Regions from separate parts of the Mus musculus genome. Here region 1 is linked to region 2. A link is a loop called in an ENCODE intact Hi-C map of the cell type or tissue named here. Cell type or tissue: gastrocnemius. All regions are shown on one strand. Each heading gives the region's core, and the rest is flanking DNA. Links, peaks and the distances in the headings are about the cores only.

What was found. Hi-C counts contacts between places; a loop is a spot of excess contacts. Peaks named below come from ENCODE experiments on the same cell type or tissue, not always from the same donor. Only the 100,000 strongest peaks of a DNase experiment are listed, where the experiment ranks them.
Region 1: it touches region 2 in a loop (2.5-fold over the local background); 2 of 42 quality-filtered maps call a loop at or near these places.

Annotation. Positions count from the first base shown.
Region 1 is chr4:83,970,384-83,973,294 of GRCm38, reverse strand. No RefSeq gene overlaps it. Among named protein-coding and RNA genes, the nearest start is that of 6030471H07Rik, 73 kb to the left of the region's middle. In gastrocnemius, for the core only: no CTCF peak of the experiment used is centred there; a DNase peak (open chromatin) is centred at 1,239.
Region 2 is chr4:84,021,072-84,023,982 of GRCm38, reverse strand. No RefSeq gene overlaps it. Among named protein-coding and RNA genes, the nearest start is that of 6030471H07Rik, 22 kb to the left of the region's middle. In gastrocnemius, for the core only: no CTCF peak of the experiment used is centred there; a DNase peak (open chromatin) is centred at 1,255.

The DNA.
Region 1 (2,911 bases), core at 187-2,686, 51 kb after region 2:
CCAGGCAAGTGTCGGTGAGTCATCTCTCCTGGAACAACAGTTGGCTTGTGGTATTGGCTTCCCATGGACTTAAAACCTATAGTGACACTTTATTTAGGGGTCTGTAGTGCTGTAGGTAGCCAAGATTAACAGTGGGAGCTCCTAACCCCCAGTGCCTTGACCCTTCAGCTATTATAAAACTCAGTTTCTTTGGATTGAATCATACCCAGAGTGGGTTCTGTGTCCCTTCCCACACTCTGACACTGAAAGCCATTGGGATGGATGAGATCATGGAGAGAGAAGGAAGCACAAAGCACATTCCCTCTTCTTCCTTCTAGCACATCCTAACCTGCTGCTTTCTGGCTTGATGGTGCCCACACTGTATCCATGCAAGATGACTTGTCAACTGATTAGCCCAATCATGATAAGAGACATCCATTAGTAAACCTATACCAGGTAGACACTACACATGCATAATAGTGTAGGAGCTCTGGTTATTATATTAGAGCAAATGAAACTGATAGTCAACGAGCACGAGAGATTTGGTAGAGGCATTTTAATTCCTTACCAGTTTGGGCTTGAGTTCTAGACTGTTATGAACATTCTTCTGTTTATTCCTCTGTCACACTTGACCATCCTTAGCTAACTCTATAGCCTCTCACTGCCCTGTATGAGATGAAAATCTTGGGTTAGTTAATATCCAACAGTGGTCAACATCTGTGACTTTACCAATAGACAGAGTCTACTTCGGACAGATCGGAAGAAGACCAAGGCAATCTCGAAGATGCACAGGCTTATATTATGAATGGGCCCAGGCTGTGGGAAGTGTGAGGAGCCACACAGGAAATTGGAAAGAGGACAGTGTGGTCTGCAAAACCTTGGTTTTCTAGCTGTGTAGTGCTGAGCCAGAGCATGGCAATCTCAATAACATAGTGGCTTCATCAATGGCTGTTGCAATTGCTGTCTTCAAGCCAAACCATGGATGTGAAATGAACAGTGAGGCAGCAAGAAACTCTGCAGCAAAGAACTAAGGACACCAAGCAGGGAGAAGAAACAGGAAGGGCAGCAAGGTTCACAGCTCTAAACAGCTTTCTAGAGTATCCCAATGCACAAGAAAGGCAAAGGGGGTTGGGGGATCACTGTCCAAAAAGAGTAAGTGAGCATTGATCCACCAAGAGGAGACCCTCAGAGACAAAAACAGACCTGAATAGAAGATTATCTTCCCCCAACGGAGCAGCAAGCTGGTATTTTGGCAGCAACACAAGGTGCAGGGTGGGGTTGTTCTTTGGGGGTGAGTCCTTCACATTCTGCTCCACAGATTTCCAATGCTAATAGCATGACTTCTACAGTATATTGATTCAAGTTTAAAAGGAACCACCTGTGTGTGGCATCCACTCGATGGAAGTGTCTGTAAGAGCTGCGGAGCTCGAGGAAAAAGGGGCTACTTCCATCTCTTTTGTCCATCATGGTTTTCAGCAAAGCTGACTGCTCCCAAACACAGTCTATAAGCAAGAAGAACATGGAGAGACTGCCAGAGTAGGGACTGAGCCCTGCCAGCACAGAATAGACAGCCAAAAGATGATCAACTGTATGACTTCTAGAAGTCACAAGGGAGAATCCCAGGAAATATGGTTATCAGGACAAAATATTTTTAGATGCAGAAAGAGCCTTGAAGCTTTGTAACTCCTCCATGTGACAGCTAATGACATCAAAAAGTCCTGTCAACTCTAACCCCAAAGAGGCTCCACCCTGAGAGAATAGGAATCCCCAGACCTCTGAAGACAGAGTGAAATGAGAGTTCTTTCCAGAACTATCTCCACCATCCTGCTTAAAAAGGATTAAAGAGGCATATCCCTCAAGACACCAAGCAACCAGTACCACTTTCAGTCAGAACAAGTTACACGGAATCTCCACAGAGTATCTTTAAAACTCAGTGCCAAGAGAGTGAGATGGGTCAGTGGGTAAAGGTACCTGCTCCCAAGCCTGACAACCTGTGTTTGGACCACAGATCTCAAACAAAATAAACAGGGAGAATCAACTGACTTCCACAAAGTGGTCCTCTGACCTCCACGGGAGCATCATAGTGCGTGTACTGATATAATCTCTCTCCTTCTCCCCCTCTCCCTCCCTCTTCCCCTCTCTCTCTTGCACGCATGCATGTCTCTGTGCACTCTAACACATCAGCCACTTACACACAAAAATTTAAATTAAGACTTTTTAAGTAAAAATAAAAATCAACATCAAGGGCAGAAGGCATGATCTTGGAGTTTAAAACTGAATCTTCGGTGCTGGGGAGAGTGGCCTCAGGACTGAGAACACTTTAACTGAGCAACCTTGGTTGGGAATGACTCCTGCAGCCTGGCATTGCTTTTCTTTAAGGTAGATGTGGAGAGCTGGATGTGAGTCCTGAGAGCCTGCATTCCTGTGAGCATGAAATGCTAAGCATGGTAAGATGCCTTGGCAAACGTGGCTGTTCTCAGCACAACCCATCACCACAGTCTTGATTTGCTGGTTTTGATAGCCCCTTCTGCTTGCTCAGACTGTAGGTGATAACTGTTTTAAAAGACCAAATAAGACCCTGGATAACTAATTCCTGCACCATAGGAGTAGTTCACAAGTACCACTAACTTACAAGCAGCACGTTGGCAGCCACACCCTCTGCCACCCACTGCACAGGTGATCACAAATGGGAACACCCATAGCAACTCCCGGTGTGCCAGCAGCTGGACCATAGCATGAGATCAGAGCAGGTCCTCACTAGTAAATGTCAACTGGATTTGAATTGCTTGCTAAAGCACAGCTTAGATAAAGCCAAAAAGGAAAACCAAAGCTTTCTCGGTAAACTGGAATCCCAAAGCATAAATAAAAGATTCCACCTGAGAAGGGTGATTTATTAGCTTTCACTTAGCAAGAGTATGTGCAGTCCGTCCTG
Region 2 (2,911 bases), core at 99-2,598:
CTATCTATCTATCTATTTATGTTTGGATTTTTTTGAGACAGGGTTTCTTTGTGTAGCCCTGGCTGTCCTAGTAGCTCACTCTATAGACCAGGCTGGCCTTGAACTCACAGAGATCCACCTGCTTGCCTCCTGAGTGCTACAATTAAAGGCATGCACCACCACTGCCCAGCCTAAATTCTGGTTCTTAAAGAATCAGTCACACACAAAGAATGCAAACCAGCATTTAAGAGCAATGGAGTTGGCCTGTAAATGAAAGCAGATCTGAGGGAAAGACTTGGGGACATTCTATTCTGAGGATGAGAGGATCATCTGACTTGTCCAGACCAAAGGGACAGCTTGGAGAAGACCACACAGCACCCTCTGGGTTCTCTTTCAGATATGTTAGCTCTGTCTCTCATGGAAAGTGTAAAGTGACCAGCCGGGCTCCGGGCAGTACCTGTGGTAGTTGAATCTTATTGGTGCTCATGATTCTTTGAATTCTCAAAGGAGAGAAGCAGAATCTGTCTTCCTTCCAGCTGTGGCATTGCTAGGAAGCCGGTGCCGACTGACAACTTCTGCCTGCACCACTGAGACCCCGCTAAAGAAGCAAACACTGGACCCTCAGCATGCGGGTTTCACGGAAAAACTCAGGGCATCTGCCTTGTTTCCCTTTGGCACAGTGGAGAACACTCCATTCCTCCACAGCACAGACAGTATGGGACACTTGGTTTCTGCTTTGCAACATGGCAGATGGCCTGGGTTGCACGGTCTGAAAGATACTGGTGTGCACGAGGCGGGCTCATTTTCTTGAGCTTTCTCGCCTGGCTTTTCACAATAGTTCTCTGACACAATATTGTCAAAGAAGCAGGGGTGGGGTAGAGACGGAGACGGAGGAGGGAGAAGAAGAGGGGGAGAGGTGAAGTCTAGAGCTCTAGAGGACGACTGTCCCCTCAAGAGGAGCCATGGCCACAAGGCCCTTGGAGCCCGTGAGCTTTCGTCCCCTGCATTATTCCTTTCTTGGATCGCCATCTTTCTCTCGGGAGCCTGAGGCTAAGGAAACGTCTACTTTTCCATACCGGCTCATCATCCATACAGTTCTTTAATGAGAATTCAGAATTCTCTTCATTTTTCTCTCTTTACTTTAGACGCTATGTTTCCAAGAACAAGCCGGACACTGATGAAGCCGTGGCTGATGCATGGTCTGGCTCTCCTCCGGAAGTGGTCAGCCATCCTGGCTCCCAATGGCTGAGAGCCAGTTTCTCAGACAGCCACTGTGATTGGTTGGAGAAAACAGAAACCCCAAATTCGATTTGGTGGTCCCTGGAGACTTCTGAGTGAGTAGGCTTCTGGGAAGGGGTCTCAGACAGGCTGTGCTCTTAGGAGAGAAGTGCTTTTGAAGTGCAGTAAGGAAGAGGAGAGAAACCACAGTGAGGGGGCACTGCCCCTAATGCAGGGCGTGCCCACTAACACCAGTCAGGGGTGGCACTCTAGATAGGAAGTGCGGAAACTTCCTGAACGGGGGACAGGAGGGGGTGTTTTGTGAGATACTTGGGCTCACTGATTCTCTAGCTTTGCCAGCTTGTCAAAGACGCCAGGGTTGAACGGAGGCATGAGCAAAGACTTTGCTGATAATCTACCAGGCAGCTCACTGCCCCTCGAAAAGTCTCTGTTTTGAACAGAGGCTCCAGAAGGAAGCTTCCGTGCCATTCTGAAGTTGGGCGCCAGAACCAAGCAGTCCCAAAGCTACGGCCCAGCTGTGTTAACTAGCTGTGTTATTTCTGACAACTTGTTGACGCACATTATCTTCAGTTCCCTAGGCCCAGTACAAGGATTATACTACTGTTGTCACGGAGCCGTTGTGAGGATTAAAAAAGGCGAATATGTGCAATAGCTGATCTTATGTGCTAGGTTCACCGGGTATAGTGCTATACTCTTTTGTCTAATCACCAGTTTAGATGCTACTGTAAGGTATGTTGTAGATATAATTAACATTTGGATAACTAGACTGAGCAATGCAGATAACCTTTTGTAATATAAGCTGGCCACATCTAATCAGTTGGAGGCCTTAGGAGAAAACACTGTAGCCCCCAGTGTGGAAGGAACCCAGCTTCCTACTGCCTTGAGACAGAAGCCTACTCTTCCTTGGGTCTCTACCTTGCCAGCCTGCCCTGCAGACTTAGGACTCGCTATTCTTGTGATCTTGTGAGCCAATTCCTTAAACTTCATTTCTCTGTCTCCACCCTCCTCTCGAGCCCTATGGGTTCTGCTCCTCTAATACAGTAGGCACAAAATATCGAGCAAGCCCACTTCTGGCCATATTATGAACTTGATAAAACGTTGTTACCCTTTAAAATGTTTAATTTATTCTTTGATGATTTCATATGTGAGAACAATGTATTTAGATCACATCCATGCCCCATCTCACTCCCCCATCTGCCGTGTGCTCCTGCCTCACCTAAGCCTCAGCATCAGCAAGAGCAAGCTGTGTTGGACTAAAATTTAAAAGACTCTAAAGTCAAAGTATTAGTAACGAAATGTAGAATAAAAGTAGGATAACGATGCTTTAGGCCTCTGGTCATTGTGACAGGACACCTGACATTATCCATTTAAATTTTTCAAAAACACATTAATTTTAGCTCATGGTTTTATATACTTCAATCAGATGGACTAACCTGAAAGTCTTTCTGTGCCTGGCTTTGTTTAGCATGTCTTACACCTTTCAAGTTTCAAGTTCTTTGTGAATGACAGTGTTTTCTTCTTTTCTAAGACTCAATAGTTGTGTGTGTGTGTGTGTGTGTGTGTGTGTGTGTGTGTGTGTGTTTGTGTCTGTCTGTCTGTCTGTGTGTGTGTGTCTGTGTGTGCATGTGCGTGCATGCAGACATACATTCATATAGTCATATAGTCATCTTGGTTGTTCATTTCTCCCTTCCTC